2 separate regions of the Homo sapiens genome follow, and region 1 is linked to region 2. Evidence: read pairs that join two places in POLR2A ChIA-PET (ENCODE). Cell type or tissue: IMR-90. All regions are shown on one strand.

Region 1 (8,000 bases), 77 kb before region 2:
ACTTGGTTCCATTCTCCCCATCACTTTCAGGTACACCAATCAGACGTAGATTTGGTCTTTTCACATAGTCCCATATTTCTTGGAGGCTTTGCTCATTTCTTTTTATTCTTTTTTCTCTAAACTTCCCTTCTCGCTTCATTTCATTCATTTCATCTTCCATTGCTGATACCCTTTCTTCCAGTTGATCGCATCGGCTCCTGAGGCTTCTGCATTCTTCACGTAGTTCTCGAGCCTTGGTTTTCAGCTCCATCAGCTCCTTTAAGCACTTCTCTGTATTGGTTATTCTAGTTATACATTCTTCTAAATTTTTTTCAAAGTTTTCAACTTCTTTGCCTTTGGTTTGAATGTCCTCCCGTAGCTCAGAGTAATTTGATCGTCTGAAGCCTTCTTCTCTCACCTCGTCAAAATCATTCTCCATACAGCTTTGTTCCGTTGCTGGTGAGGAACTGCGTTCCTTTGGAGGAGGAGAGGCGCTCTGCGTTTTAGAGTTTCCAGTTTTTCTGTTCTGTTTTTTCCCCATCTTTGTGGTTTTATCTACTTTTGGTCTTTGATGATGGTGATGTACAGATGGGTTTTCGGTGTGGATGTCCTTTCTGTTTGTTAGTTTTCCTTCTAACAGACAGGACCCTCAGCTGCAGGTCTGTTGGAATACCCTGCAGTGTGAGGTGTCAGTGTGCCCCTGCTGGGGAGTGCCTCCCAGTTAGGCTGCTCGGGGGTCAGGGGTCAGGGACCCACTTGAGGAGGCAGTCTGCCCGTTCTCAGATCTCCAGCTGCGTGCTGGGAGAACCACTGCTCTCTTCAAAGCTGTCAGACAGGGACATTTAAGTCTGCAGAGGTTACTGCTGTCTTTTTGTTTGTCTGTGCCGTGCCCCCAGAGGTGGAGCCTAAAGAGGCAGGCAGGCCTCCTTGAGGTGTGGTGGGCTCCACCCAGTTCGAGCTTCCCGGCTGCTTTGTTTACCTAAGCAAGCCTGGGCAATGGCGGGCGCCCCTCCCCCAGCCTCGCTGCCTCCTTGCAGTTTGATCTCAGACTGCTGTGCTAGCAATCAGCGAGATTCCGTGGGCGTAGGACCCTCCGAGCCAGGTGTGGGATATAGTCTCGTGGTGCGCCGTTTTTTAAGCCGGTCTGAAAAGCGCAATATTCGGGTGGGAGTGACCCGATTTTCCAGGTGCGTCCGTCACCCCTTTCTTTGACTCGGAAAGGGAACTCCCTGACCCCTTGCGCTTCCCAGGTGAGGCAATGCCTCGCCCTGCTTCGGCTCGCGCACGGTGCGCGCACCCACTGGCCTGCGCCCACTGTCTGGCACTCCCTAGTGAGATGAACCCGGTACCTCAGATGGAAATGCAGAAATCACCCGTCTTCTGCGTCGCTCATGCTGGAAGCTGTAGACCGGAGCTGTTCCTATTCGGCCATCTTGGCTCCTCCCCCCTACTTTTTTTTTTTTTGATACAGAGTTTCGCTCTGTCACCCAGGCTGGAGTGCAATGGCGTGATCTCAGCTCCCTGCAACCTCCACATCCCAGGTTCAAGCGATTCTCCTGCTTCGGCCTCCTGAGTGGCTGGGATTAAAGGTGCCTGCCACCATGCCCGGCTAATTGTTGTATTTTTAGTAGAGACGGAGTTTCACCATGTTGGCAAGGCTGATCTCGAACTCCTGACCTCGGGTGATCTGCGCACCTCGGCCTCTCAAAGTGCTGGGATTACAGGTGTGAAGCACCATGCCTGGCCTAAACTACTTTTTTAAATGTTAAAAATATTTTCTTGGGCCAGGCATGGTGGCTCACACTTATAATTCCAGCACTTTGGGAGGCTGAGGTAGGTGGATCACTTGAGGCCAAGAGTTCGAGACTGGCCTGAGCAACATGGCAAAACCCTGTCTCTACTAAAAATACAAAAATCAGCTGGGCATCATGGCACACACCTGTAGTCCCAGCCACTTAGGAAGCTGAGGCACAAGAATCACTTGAAACCTGGGAAGTCGAGGTTGCAATGAGCCAAGATTGTGCCACTTCGCTCTAGCCTGGGTGACAGAGCAGGACTCTGTTTCCAAAACTATTTCTTTTTGTAGTTCATGGCTTAAAACACTACAAAACTGAAAGCTGAGATGCAAAGGTTTTTATTCACATTTAATGAGGTAAAGTGTGATGTAATATAAGATATGACATGATGTGGGTAGCACCACTGGAATCAGGGCAGATATGAGTTTGAACTAACTCTCTGTCTCTCTGTCCGTCTCTGTCTCTGCCATTTCTTAGCTGTGTAGTATTAGGCCAATTACTTACCCTCTCTAATCTTTTCTTTTATGTAAAGTGATAATAATCATACCTCTTTCATAGGATAGTTATTAAGATAGTCCAAGTGAAGTGTCTTGCATAGTGCCTGGTATGCAGTAGGCACTTAAAAGATGCTTGTCTTATTACTGTAAAAATTTAGAGATGTGATTTAAGGCCTAAAGTTATAATAGTTAAAGGTAGTTATAATTATGGAGCTTTTAAAACCTTTATTTAAAGTAGTTGTGAATCTACTTCTCTGCTATTTGAGTAAATTTGTTATAGAAATGATTATATAATTTTTTGTGATTCTGGGGCTATGAGTTTCTCTTGGTATGAAGTAAGTAAGCCATTATAATATGAGAATAAGGCAGTACTAACAGCTATCAGGATATGTGCATTGTCTTTTAGGCAAGCTCACCACCTGTATACCTTCTCCAATTAATAGAATTTGGAGTTGTTTTTACTGAAAATAATGAAAGATGAGTCTGAAAGCTGAGCATATACATTTGTAGAATTCAAACGGATGCCTGCTATGCTGCTTATGAGTGAGATAATGTAACTGTAGCTATATCCCAGTGAAGGTAAAATATCACTAACAACCACTTGAAATTGTGTTGCTCCATTCTCCTTAAAATATACTTCTATTACTGTGTAGCTGTAGGGGATGATTATAGGAAAAAGTGTCCACTACCCAGATGTCACAAATACTGAAAACAACAAAAGAATTCTTTATTAAATCCTGTATTAATCAAGTTCTCATGATTCAGATGCTTTTTACATGTTCAATAGTTACCCTGCTAACACATATTACAGAGTATCAGACTGTATGGTAATAATTTCACTGTACAATACAAGCTAATTTAGTAGGATTCTATTGATGTATTCAAAACTTGAATATTTTACATGAAAATGTACTTATTCCCTAAAAGAATAAATTTTCTTATAATACCATGTGCATTTGTTGCACAGTCAGCAGTGACTCTTAAGAACCATTAAAGAAATTTCATGGAGTTCCTTTATAATTAGGCAACAAGAATATGTGGTCCTAGGGTGTATTAGTCAGGGTTCTCTAGAAGGACAGAACTAATAGAATATATGTATATATGAAGGGGAGTTCATTAAGCCGAATTGACTCACACAGTCACAAGGTGAAGACTCACCATAGGCCATCTGCAAACTGAGGAGCAGGGAAGCCAGTCTGAGTCCCAAAACCTCAAAAGTAGGGAAGCAGACAGTGCAGCCTCCAGTCTGTGGCCGAAGGCCTGAGAGCCTCTGGCAAACCACTGGTGTAAGTCCAAGAGACCAAAAGCTGAAGAACTTGAAGTCAGATGTTCTTCGAGGGTAGGAAGCATCCAGCATGGGAGATAGATGAAAACTGGAAGACTCAGCAAGGCTGCTCTTTTGTCTTCTTCTGCCTGCTTTATTCTAGCCATTTTGGCAGCTGATTAGATGGTACCACCCAGATTAAGGGTGGGTCTGCCTCTCCCAGGCCACTGACTCAAATCTTAATCTTCTTTGGCAATACCCTCACAGAAACACCCAGGAACATTACTTTGCATCCTTCAGTCCAATCAAGTTGACACTCAGTATTAACCATCGCACAGGACAATCATATGCTTCGGTATTTATAGGTTTGGGTAATCAGTGTAGTGTTTATAAATACATAGTAGTGTAAGTCAGGGGCTTTTGAGTCAGGATGTCAAGTATCTACCTGACAAAAGTGTCAAAGCCTCTACTGCTTTCTAGTTTTGTTACGCATCTTACTTGGTTTCCTCATCTGTGAAGTGAGAATTATAGTAACAGTATTACTATCCATAAGGTAGTGGAAGGATTTAATGAATTAATATATTTAAATCATTTAAAGTGTACCTGGTGCATAAAGGCCCAATAAGGTTTAGATGGTGTAGTTGTTACTGTTCTACAATGTGACATGTCTTAAAGCAAACTATTTTTATAGAACAGTAAAATCAGCTGGGAAAAGAGAGGCTTTGTTTTAAGAACACTAGTATTCCTTTTGCATTTCCACATAGCTATAGAGTGAGAAGATAAGGGGATAATGGCGTTTTGAAGGAAGGAGGGGAGTAAATATAACTTTAAAGATTTTAATTGGATGGGTGAAATTGTTTATATGTTTTAAGTATAGTCAGTAATTGGCCAGGCACAGTGGTTCATACCTGTAATCCCAGCACTTTGGGAGGCCGAGGCGGGTGGATCACCTGAGGTCAGGAGTTTGAGACCAGCCTGACCAACATGGAGAAACCCCATGTCTACTAAAAATACAAAATTAGCTGGGCGTGGTGGCACATGCCTGTAATCGCAGCTACTAGGGAGGCTGAGGCAGGAGAATCGCTTGTACCCAGGAGGCAGAGGTTGCAGTGAGCCGAGATTGCGCCATTGCACTCCAGTCTGGGCAACAAAAGTGAAACTCTGTCTCAAAGAAAAAAAAAAAAGTATAGTCAGTAATTAAATAATTTTTTGAGACTGGACAAAAGTTAAATAAAAGTAAGCTAGTAATTATATTCAATGTCATAGCAGATTTTAAACCACAGCTTTTCAGGTTGCCAGTAAATACCACACAAAAGCAAGAGGAGGCTGGTTGTGCTAGCTTACACTTGTAATCCTAGCACTTTGCGAGGCCAAGGCAGGAGGATCACTTGAGGCCAGGAGTTCAAGACCAGCCTGGGCAACATACTAAGACTCCATTTTTTAAAAAGAAAAAAGGAAAAATTAGCCCAGCATAGTGGCGTGAGCCTGTAGTCCTAGGTACTCAGGGGGCTGAGACATGAGGATTGCTTGAGCCCAGGAGGTTGAAGCTACAGTGAGATGATTGTGCCACTGCACTCCAGCCTGGGCAACAGAGCGAGGAAAAAAAAAAACAACCCAAAAACAAAACGAGGAATGTAAAAGTGCAGTGCATTTTACAATGTTATGATTAAAGTGAACTCTATCTTAAATTTTATAATAACTGACTTTATTTTACTTACTTATTTAGTTTTTGAGATAGGATCTCCTCTGTCACCCAGGCTGGAATGTAGTGCTCACTCCAGGCTCTGCCTCCTGGACTTAAGTGATCATCCCACTTCAGCCTCCTGAGTAGCTGGGACTACAGATGCGCACTACCATGTCTGGCTAATTTTTGTATTGTTTAATTAATTTATTTTTTTGCTAGAGACAGGGTTTCACCATGTTGCCCAGGCTGGTCTTGAATTACTGGGCTCAAGGGATCAACCCATCTTGGCCTCCCAAAGTGCTGGGATTACAGGCATGAGCCACCATGCCTGGCCTGTACTAAATGAGATTAAAAACTTGCTTTGGGCCAGACATGGCGGCTCATGCTGGTAATACCAGCACTTTGGGAAGTCAAGGCGGGAGGATTGCTTGAGCCCAGGAGTTCGAGACCAGCCTGGGCAATGTAGTAAGACCTTGGGCAATGTAGTAAGACCGTGTCTGTATTTAAAAAAAAAAGAGAGAGAAAAGAAAACTTGTTTTGCTTGCATGTACCAATTGAGAGTATAGTATGTGCTTCAAAGGAAAAAGGTTTAACTGTTGAACAGCTTTAGGAGAAATAACCAAATTGCTTTGTGGGTATTTCATGCACAAAACTAGGAAAGAGAAATGAATATGGGAGGATTCAAGTTACAATAAGACTTTATGCTCCATGAGAGGAAGATATTACATATTACAGAATATTGATTTCAGAAGGCAAAAGATATTTACTACTTATGCTCCATGAGAGGAAGATATTACATATTACAGAATATTGATTTCAGAAGGCAAAAGATATTTACTACTTAGAGTAATTTAGTTAAGAAAAAAGAAAAAATACAGTAAAATGTTAGATAAGATCCAATTAGAGCCTACCAGGCACTCTTGTGAGGTTTGTTACTGCCTTCTGTGGTTTATCAGTAGCTTAGCGGGAACTATAGAAAAATAATTCAGGCTTTATGTCCCAAATCATAACTGTAACTCCCTCCATTCTTCTCCACTTTCAGTAGGTGGAGGAAAGTCTTACTCAGGGAAAATTTAACAATATGGTCATTTCATAATTAGAAAACTTTATTAATACTGGTGTTAGGTGTTTGACCAGACACTTTTAAATTTACCGTGTTCATGGCTTCCTTAATTGAGTACAATATCAGAAGCAGCTGTCTTCATATTAGCCAATAGCCCATAGATCTTTAGTAATTTTGTGCATGATATATTATGGCCATTTCTCTTTATATTATAAAACTGTCATAGAAATGCTTTAATTAGGCTGGGTGCGATGGCTGGTGCCTGTAATCCCAGCCCTTTGGGAGGTTGAAGCAGGAGGATCGCTTGAATCCAAGAGTTTGAAACCAGCCTGGGCAAACATAGCACAACCTAGTCTCTTCCCCCACCAAAAAATAGAAAAATTAGCTGGGCATGGTGGTATGTGTCTGTGGTCCCATCTGCGGGGAAAGCTGAGGTGGGAGGATTGCTTGAGCCCAGGAGGTTGAAGCTCCAGTGAGCCATGACTGCACTGCTGCACTCCAGCCTGGGCAACAGAGCAAGTCCCTATCTCCAAAAAAAAAAAAAAGGAAAAAAAGAAAAAAAATGCTTTTTTTTATTTCAGTGGGTAATAAGCTGTTATTTTGTGTGATGCTCATTTCCTTAAATAATACATTAAATTGTTATTTTTTGCATTTGAAATTGAAAAATGGGAATTTTTCTCTTGAATAAGAAACAGAAATGAATTAAACTTATTACCAATAGTAATCATACTATTCTGAATTTCTCTATAGAGAGCATTATAAATATCTCATACTTTTGCTTTTATATTACGAATTTGTATTGTAGGGTGAAAAAGATACTTTTTAATCTTAAACAGGATATTTTCCTTTGTGTTTTGTGAATTCCCACCCTTGTTTTTGGCAATGTAGATCACTTACGCTAAAGATTTAAAAAGCCATATTTCACTTTAAGAACTTGAGACCAGAGGTTACAAACTGGTGGTGTGGACAGTATTTAAAAATTTTAAAAAATTAATTGCGAACATATAAAAACTGGGAGATTTTATTAAAATTTCAGTGTTAAGCAACTTCTGAAAACTCAGAGCTGGCCACATTGCATGGGACCCGTATTCTTTTTTTTCTTTTTTCTTTTTTTTTTTTTTTTTTGTGATGGAGCCTTGTTCTGTCACCCAGGCTGGAGTACATTGACACGATCTCAGCTCACTGCAACCTCCACTTCCTGGGCTCAAGCGATTCTCCCGCCTCAGCCTCCCAAGTAGCTGGGATTACAGGCACTTGCCACCACGCCTAGCTAATTTTTGTATTTTTGGTAGAGACAGAATTTCCCCATGTTGGCCAGGCTGGTCTTGAACTCCTGACCTCAAGTGATCCGCCTGTCTCAGCCTCCCAAAGTGCTGGGATTACAGGCGTGAGCCACTGTGCCCGGCCCCATATTTTTATATGGCAAAATTCAACAGGAGCAGAAATAGCTGTACCTGTTAGGTGGGACACCCACTATTCACTTTGCCACTCTACACCTTCCCAGTAAAGAATCAATATCCGGTACTTCTGAGCGTTGTAACCTCTTCATTAATGCATTTGTTTTTTTGACGTGTGCCTGTTTCGGTGGAATTATCTAGAGAATAAGAAAAAGGGCCTGGTGCAGTGGCTCACTCCTGTAATCCCAGCACTTAGGGAGGCCAAGCATGTGGATCGCTTGAGCCCAACCTGAGAAACATGGTGAGACTCTGTCTCTACA
Region 2 (8,000 bases):
ACCTGTAGGGACAAGTCTCTCAGAAGATGAAATCTTTCAGAGCTATTTTCACTATTTGACATTAGTAGAATTTCCTCTGCTTTATGCCCCCTTCACTGTGACAGGTTTTATATGAATGACTAAAGCTTGGTTTCTATTTTTTTTTTCTTTCTTTCTTTCTTGTTTTGGAGACAGGGTCTCACTCCCATCACCCAGACTGGAGTGCAGTGGCACGATCACGGCTCACTGCAGCCTGGGCCTTCTAGGCTCAAGCAGTTCTCCTGCCTCAGCCTCCTGAGTAGCTGGTACTGTAGGCATGCACCACCACACCAGGCTAATTTTCTGTATTTTTAGTAGAGATGGGGTTTTGCCATGTTGCCCAGGCTGGTCTTGAACTCCTGGGCTCAAGTGATCCTCCTGCCTTCAGCCTCCCAAAATGCTGGGATTACAGGCATGAGCCATCATACTGTTTGTTCTATTTCAAGTAACCCTATGAAGGTACTACTGAAGGAATTTGAGTTCTGCATCCTAAAATATTTAGAATTATATGAGTCATTGTGTGTTATTCAAGTTTTATTATACCCTGACTATAGCAATAATCAGCTATAGTTATAACCCAGGGAGCCCACAATGGACTTGTCTTTCATTGAACTTAATATGAATTCTTGCTCACAGTAGCCTCTCAGTATATATTTGTTAATTGATTGGAGTGTTTTTGGCATAAGATTTAAGACTGGCAACTGAGTTCACAGGGTGTATACATAACTTGAGGCTTATCTTCCCACATGCCCCAGGACTACATTTTAATTGTTGTTCCTCTTACATTCCTGGTTTTATAATGTTGTTAAGTTATTCTAGGTTTCATAAGTTTTAGGGAAAAGACTGTCACAGCCCATTTATGATAAGCATGTTTGTATATGTCTCATAAATCCAAGGGTCAGGTAACAACATGCTTAATCCAGTCCAGCTTAGAAGTTTAAGTGGGGAAGTGGACAGGCCAGTTTTCAGGATTTCCTCTGTAAGCCCTTTCAAATAGATCCACCAAATCAGACCAATCTTCCCTTTTCAATATAGAGCCAAAAAAAATCTAATGTATTTGTTAGGTAGGAATAACATCTGTGCTGCTGGGTTGGTACTCTTCCCAAATACAGAAAATTGCAAGCTCTTGAAGTTTCAGCATTCTCTGTGCACTGAAAGCGAGGAGTAAACAGGGAGGGCATTAGAGGAAAGGTGACTATACAAATTGCTTTTCACTTAAGCAGCAAGGAAAAACTGGAATCTCTGAGACTGGTATATCCATCATTGTCATGAGTGGGAATAGGAGGGCTCTGTTGTACTGGTTAGGCCAACTGTTGACTCATAGTCAGGTAGGCTGGCCATCGTTGGTCTGTCTCCCAGTACCTTTTCTAACAAACATGTAAAGGTCACAAAGCCTTCTAGGTCCTATATGCAGTTCAGTGGTGACTACTGGCCTCTTTTCTGCTTCTTGAGATCACCCACTACTTCTAAAATAGCTGCGGTGGGCATCATCTTAATACCCTTGCCTGCAACTAACAAGGTAGCTGCAGACTTTTCCAAGATAGGAAGTGCTTTAGTTTTCTGTTTCAAATCCCCTTGCTACCCCTACCCGCTAGTGTAAGAATTACTTTTAGGATTTTCTTACAGTCATCTAAATCGGCTTGACTACTTAGTTCTAATCATAGAGTTCACCACTCTTCAGGCTAATTTAATGTGGGAAAGTCCAGTGTATTTGAAGTTCTTCATATTAGGCCCAAGTTTGCCATTTATTTATATATTTATTATTTTTAAAATTTAGATGGAGTCTTGCTATGTCACCAGGCTGGAGTGCAGTGGCACTATCTCGGCTCACTGCAACTTCCGCTTCCCGGGTTCACGCCATTCTCCTCCTCAGCCTCCCGAGTAGCTGGGCCTACAGGCGCCCGCCACCATGCCCAGCTAGTTTTTTTTTGTAATTTTAATAGAGACGGGGTTTCACCATGTTAGCCAGGATGGTCTCGATCTCCTGACCTCGTGATCCGCCTGCCTCGGCCTCCCAAAGTGCTGGGATTACAGGCGTGAGCCACCACGCCTGGCCAATTTTTTGTATTTTTTTAGTAGAGACGGGGTTTCACCATGTTGGCCAGGATGGTCTTGATCTCCTGACCTCGTGATCTGCCTGCCTCGCCCTCTCTAAGTGCTGGGATTACAGATGTGAGCCGCCGTGCCTGGCCATATTTTTTATTTTATTTTTTCCAGAGTCCAGATGAGGAAGAACATTGGGATATTTTTAAAATCCTGATTATATTATCCTATTGATGATTAGGCATTGACTATTTTTTTATTGTAATTGCATATTGGTCCCACTCTCCCCACTCCCTGCCATAAGATTATAAGCTCCTTGAAAACAAGCCTTGTGTCTTCTTTACCCTTGTATCTCAAGCGTATCTTAAGGCCTGGTGTGATGTCATTCTGTCACATAGCAGTCAGCAAGTAGTTCAGTGGCAGAAAGAAGTTAGAAAGATTTAATAAGCTTGCCTTTTTAGATTTTTACCAATGTTATTAATAAAAATATTCCTTGTGATGGTTAAAAAAAGGAAATTTATTTTGAAAGAAGATCAATTGACAAGAAAATAGACAAGATTTCACCATGTGTCCTTGTAAATGTGAGCATGAACACCAGAGCTTGTTTTTAACTTAGAGGCACAGCATTCCTCCCCCTATTTTTTCAGAGTAAGTTCTCAGCTGCAAGTATGACTCATTGGTAGTTAATGTTTGAGCAGCCAGTGCGCATATGCCACTCTTTTGATTACCAAGGTGATGTTGCAGCATTGTAAATAAACAACCTTTTGTGCCAAAGCCACACAAAGACCACAGTAACATAATTAGTGTTTTTACTCACTAGTGTTTTGTCTGTCATTGTTCATTACTGTCCAGTGAATTATAAAATATTTGGATTTCCTGACAATGAATACTTAAACAAAAAGCCCATTGTGACTTAGGTTTGTTCAGTGAATTAATCATTGCTTATAAATGTATGAAATTATTTGGGAAAAATGATTGATTATGAATTTAAAGAATACCTATTGCTGTGATATCCAGAGCTTGAGACATTAAATTCCTAAAATAGGAACTTTTTGTTGTCCTGGGACTATGACCATTTTCTTCAGTACCCAACTCTTAATCATTACCTTGGCCTTTTGGACCCCAGTTTCACATTGATGACCTGATCTAGAAATTCATACCAATTCTCTAATTATGTAGAGATAGAACAAAAATGACAGCACTGGGTAATTGTGAATGTGGTTCTGGTTGGAGGTCTTCCACATTGTCTCTGCTTTTCCTTGTGTGATCTCTAACTCTTTCTCTTCCATTCCACTTTGTTTTCTAGTGAGTGGTCACACTTTTCAAGCTTTGTTTCTTGATTACAGTTTTACCACCAAGATTTTCAAGACTTAATGCTTAAGAATTGATATCTCCAAGATAATCAGGGAAGAAAGTAAAGGGGACCATGAGAACCTTGAAACTGAGAATAAGCATTTTATTTTCCTGTTAGCTATCATTTTTTCATTTCTTATAGAAACCAAATTGTAAAATCTTATAACTATTTTTCTTATTTTCTTCAATCATCAATGTTATGTTAATTGTATTATGGTCACCATAGGCAAGTTTTAATTTCTTTTCTTTTTATGGGAATGATTTTAGGTTTCAGTATTTCCTTAGGGTCTTTTACTTAGGAAGATACATACATTATCAATTTAAAAATTTTCCAATCCATAAATCTTTTTTCCAGCATAGCTCTCAGTTTTGCTTGTATTCTAGCACACAGGAACAAGATTTGGTGGATGAGAGGTTTGGGGCAGAGATATGAAAGAGTCTGTGGCCGAAACAGATCCGTATTAGGAAGAGTGACAGTATGAGAATGACTCCATAGCTGACCACATGACAACAGCGTGGTATATGTTCGTTAATTGACTAGAAGATGAATAAGCCAGAACCAAGCATGCAGCTGAAGTGGGAGGAAAAAGGGAGGGAGGGGATGAGTCAGCAAGGACCAGAGCAAATGAAAGAGGATTGAGGGTTTAGAGGGTAGGTAAACGGCAGGATAATAGGATTCTTTGCAGTAAATGACAGGAAAATGGAGGTCTCTGACATAACCTGAAATTTCTAAGTCTAGGCTCCCATATCCTGGCTTCCCAGCAGCTATTGTAATCTAGTGACTCTTCTGATTTGGCTCTCTTATAAAGGAGAAGCTAATCCTCAAATTAAAAAATGACAAGATTCCTCCCCCCCCCCCTTTTTTTTTTTTTTAAAGAGACGGACTCTTGCTCTGATTCTGAGGCTAGAGTGTAGTGGTGCAATCGTAGCTTGCTGCAGCCTCAAATTCTTTGGCTCTAGTCATCCTCCCGCCTCAGCCTCCCAAGTAGCTGGGACTACAGGCGCAATGCACCATAGCTGGCTAATATTTTTAGTTTTTTGTAGGGATGGAGTCTCACTATGTTGACCAGGCTGGTCTTGAACTCTTGGCCCCAGGTGATCCTCTCACCTTGGCTGCCCAAAGTGCTGGGATCACAGGCATGAACCACTGTGTCCAGCCTTAACAAGACCCCAGTTGAAACTTCACAAATGCAGTAGTCAAAACAAAATCTCATTGGGCAGAGAAAGCCAGTTAACTTGTTAAATACCTAGTAGGCGGTTCATTTTTAAAATTGATACATAATATACCTATTTATGGGATATATGTGATATTTTGATACATGCATATCTATGTGTAATTATCAAGTCAGGGTGGTTAAGCTACTCATTACCTCAAACATTTACCATTTCTTTGTGTTGGGAACATTTCAAATCTACTCTTCTGGCTATTTTGAAATATACAATAAATTATTGTTAACTATAGTCACTCTGCTGTGCTATCAACACTAGAATTTATTGCTTCTAACTGTATGTTTGTACCCATTAACCAAGCTCTCTTCATCCTCCCCACACCCAACCATTCCCAGCCTCTGGTAACCATCATTCTATATGAGATCAACTTTTTAAGTTTTCACATGAGCGAGAACATGTGATATTTGTCTTTCCCTGCCTACCTTATTTCAGTTATTATAAAGGCCTCCAGTTCCATCTGTGTTGCTGCAAATGACAGAATTTCATTCTTTTTTTGTGTGTGTGTCTTTTTTTTTTTTCCTTTTTGTGGAGAACCGGGGTCTCGCTATACTGCCCAGTCAGGTCTCAAACTCCTGGGCTCAAACTATCCTCCCACCTCGCCTCTCTGAGAGCTGGGCTTACAGGTGTGAATTTCATTCTTTTTTATGGGTGAATAGTATTTCCTTGTGTGTATATGTACCACATTTTTTTGTCCTTTATCTGTTAATGGACACTTAGGTTAATTGCATATCTTTGCTATTATGAATAGAGCTGTAATAAACATGGACGTACACACATGTTTTTGATAAACTGATTTTGATAATGGCTGTGAAGATCATTTGCCCATTTTTAAATCAGATTATTATTTTTACTATTTTTTGCTATTGAGTTGTTTGAATTGCATATATATCCTGGCTATTAATTAATCCCTTATTAGATACATGGTTTGCATATATTATATTTTCTCTTATTCTACTGGTTGTCTCTTCACTCAGTTGTTTCCTTTGCTGTGCAGGAGCTTCTTAGCTTGCTGAAATTCCATTTGTTTATTTTTGCTTCTGTTGCCTGTGTTTTTGAGGTCTTACCTGAAAGATTTTGCCCAGACCAATGTCATGAAGCATTTCCCCAATGTTTTATTCTAGTAGTTTCATAGTTTCAGGTCTTACATCTAAGTCTTTAATCCATTTTGATTTGTTTTTTTTTGTATAGTTAGAGATAGGGGTCTAGTTTCATTTCTCTAAACAGACCATCCTTTCCCTACTGAATGTTCTTGGCACCTTTGTTGAAAATTAGCTGGTTCCAAATATGTGGGTTTATTTCTGGGTTCTCTCCTCTCTTCCCTTGGTCTCTTTGTCTGTTTATGCCAGTAACATGCTGTTTGGTTACTGTAGCTTTGTAGTATATTTTGACATCAGGTAGTGCGTGATTAGTGGGTGATGCCTCCAGCTGTGTTGTTTTTTTTTCCCCGCCTTGATACAGGGTCTTACTCTGTTACCCAGGCTGTAGTGCAGTGATGTGATCACGGCTCACTACAGCCTCAGCCTCCCTCACCACGCCCTGCTAATTTTTTGTAGAGGTGGGGTTTTGCCATGTTACACAGGCAGGCATCAAACTCCTGGACTCCAGTGATCCACCTGCCTCAGCCTCCCAAAGTGCTGGGATTACAGGTGTGAGCCATTATGCCTGGCCTTGCTTTGTTCTTTTTGCTCAGGATTGCTTTGGCTATTCAGAGTCTTCTGTGATTTCATAAGAATTTTAGGATTGTTTTTTCTATTTCTGTGAAGAATGTCTTAGGTATTTTGATATGGATTGTGTTGAAGCTATAGATTGCTTTTGGTATTATTAATATTTTTACAATATTCTTCCAATCTATGAACAAGGGATGTCTCCCCCCGGCCCACACTCTTTTTTTTTTTTTTTTTTAATTTTTCAGTTTCCTTCACCAGTGTTTTACAGTTTCCCTTGTAGAGCTCTTTCATATCCTTGGTTGAATTTATTCCTAGGTATTTTTTTTGTAGCTATTGTAAATGGAATTACTTTCTTGATTTTTTTCCACTAGTTTGTTATTGGGATGTAGAGATGCTACTAATTTATTTATTTCTTATTTTATTTTTATTTTTTGAGACAGAGTCTCGCTCTGTCGCCCAGGCTGGAGTGCAGTGGCGTGATCTCGGCTCACTGCAACCTCTGCCTCCCAGATTCAAGCAATTCTCCTGCCTCAGCCTCCCAAGTAGCTGGGATTACAGGTGCCCACCACCACACCCAGCTAGTTTTTGTATTTTTAGTAGAGACGGGGTTTCACCATGTTGGCCAGGCTGTTCTCGAAGTCCTGACCTCAGGTGATCCACCTGCCTAGGCCTCCCAAAGTGCTGGGATTGCAGGTGTGAGCCACCATGCCCGGCCTGTTTATTTATTTTTTTGAAACAGGTTCTCACTCAGTCACCCAGGCTGGAGTGCAGTGGTGTGATCTCGGCTCACTGCAACCTCCACTTCTCAGGCTCAAGTGATCCTCCTGCCTCAGCCTCCTGAGTAGATGGGACTACAGGCACATGGCTAGTAATTTTTGCATGTTGCTTTTGTATCTTGCAACTTGACTACATTTTTAAATTCATTTTGAGAATTTTTTTGGTGGCAGTTTTAGGATTTTCCACATATACAATCATGTCACTTGCATATAGGGACAATTCGACTTCCTCCTTTTCAATTTGGATGCCCTTTATGTCTTTTTCTTGCCTGTTTGCTCTGGATAGTACTTCTAGTACTATGTTGAATTAGAGTGGTGAGAGACGGCATCCTGTCTTGTTCCAATTTTTTGAGGAGAAATTCAGCTTTTCCCTGTTTAAAATGATGTTAGCTGTATTTGTCCTATATGACCTTTGTTACATTGAGGTATGTTCCTTCTGTACCTAGTTTGTTGAGGGTTTTTTTTGTTTTGTTTTGTTTTGTTTTTCTTTGAGATGGAGTCTCGCTCTGTCTCCCAAGCTAGAGTGCAGTGGCGCAATCTTGGCTCACTGCAACCTCTGCCTCCCTGGTTCAAGCGATTCTCCTGCCTCAGCCTTCCGAGTAGCTGGGATTACAGGTTCACGCCACCACACCTAGCTAATTTTTGTATTTTTAGTAGAGACAGGGTATCACCATGTTGGCCAGGATAGTCTCGATCTCTTGACCTCATGATCCGCCCTCCTCAAAGCCTCCCAAAGTGCTTGGATTACAGGCGAGAGCCACCGCGCCCAGCCGAGGATTTTTTTTTAATCATGAAGGGATGTTGAATTTTATCAAATGCCTTTTCTGTGTCTATTGAGATGATCATACGGTTTTGTCCATTCTATTCATGAGATATATCTCATATATTAATTTATGTATGTTGAATCATTCTT

What was found. Peaks named below come from ENCODE experiments on the same cell type or tissue, not always from the same donor. Only the 100,000 strongest peaks of a DNase experiment are listed, where the experiment ranks them.
Region 1: POLR2A ChIA-PET joins it to region 2 with 10 read pairs; 5 of 35 experiments call an interaction of 5 or more read pairs at or near these places.

Annotation. Positions count from the first base shown.
Region 1 is chr15:64,320,087-64,328,086 of GRCh38, reverse strand. The region is part of intron 1 of CSNK1G1 (casein kinase 1 gamma 1); the gene reads left to right. Among named protein-coding and RNA genes, the nearest start is that of CSNK1G1, 32 kb to the left of the region's middle. RefSeq lists enhancers at 276-1,135, 1,136-1,996. In IMR-90, no CTCF peak of the experiment used is centred here; a DNase peak (open chromatin) is centred at 3,376.
Region 2 is chr15:64,242,913-64,250,912 of GRCh38, reverse strand. The region is part of intron 4 of CSNK1G1 (casein kinase 1 gamma 1); the gene reads left to right. Among named protein-coding and RNA genes, the nearest start is that of PPIB, 84 kb to the right of the region's middle. RefSeq lists enhancers at 2,569-2,863, 3,753-3,812, 3,933-4,433, 4,434-4,934. In IMR-90, no CTCF peak of the experiment used is centred here; DNase peaks (open chromatin) are centred at 2,742 and 3,962; H3K27ac peaks cover 199 bases.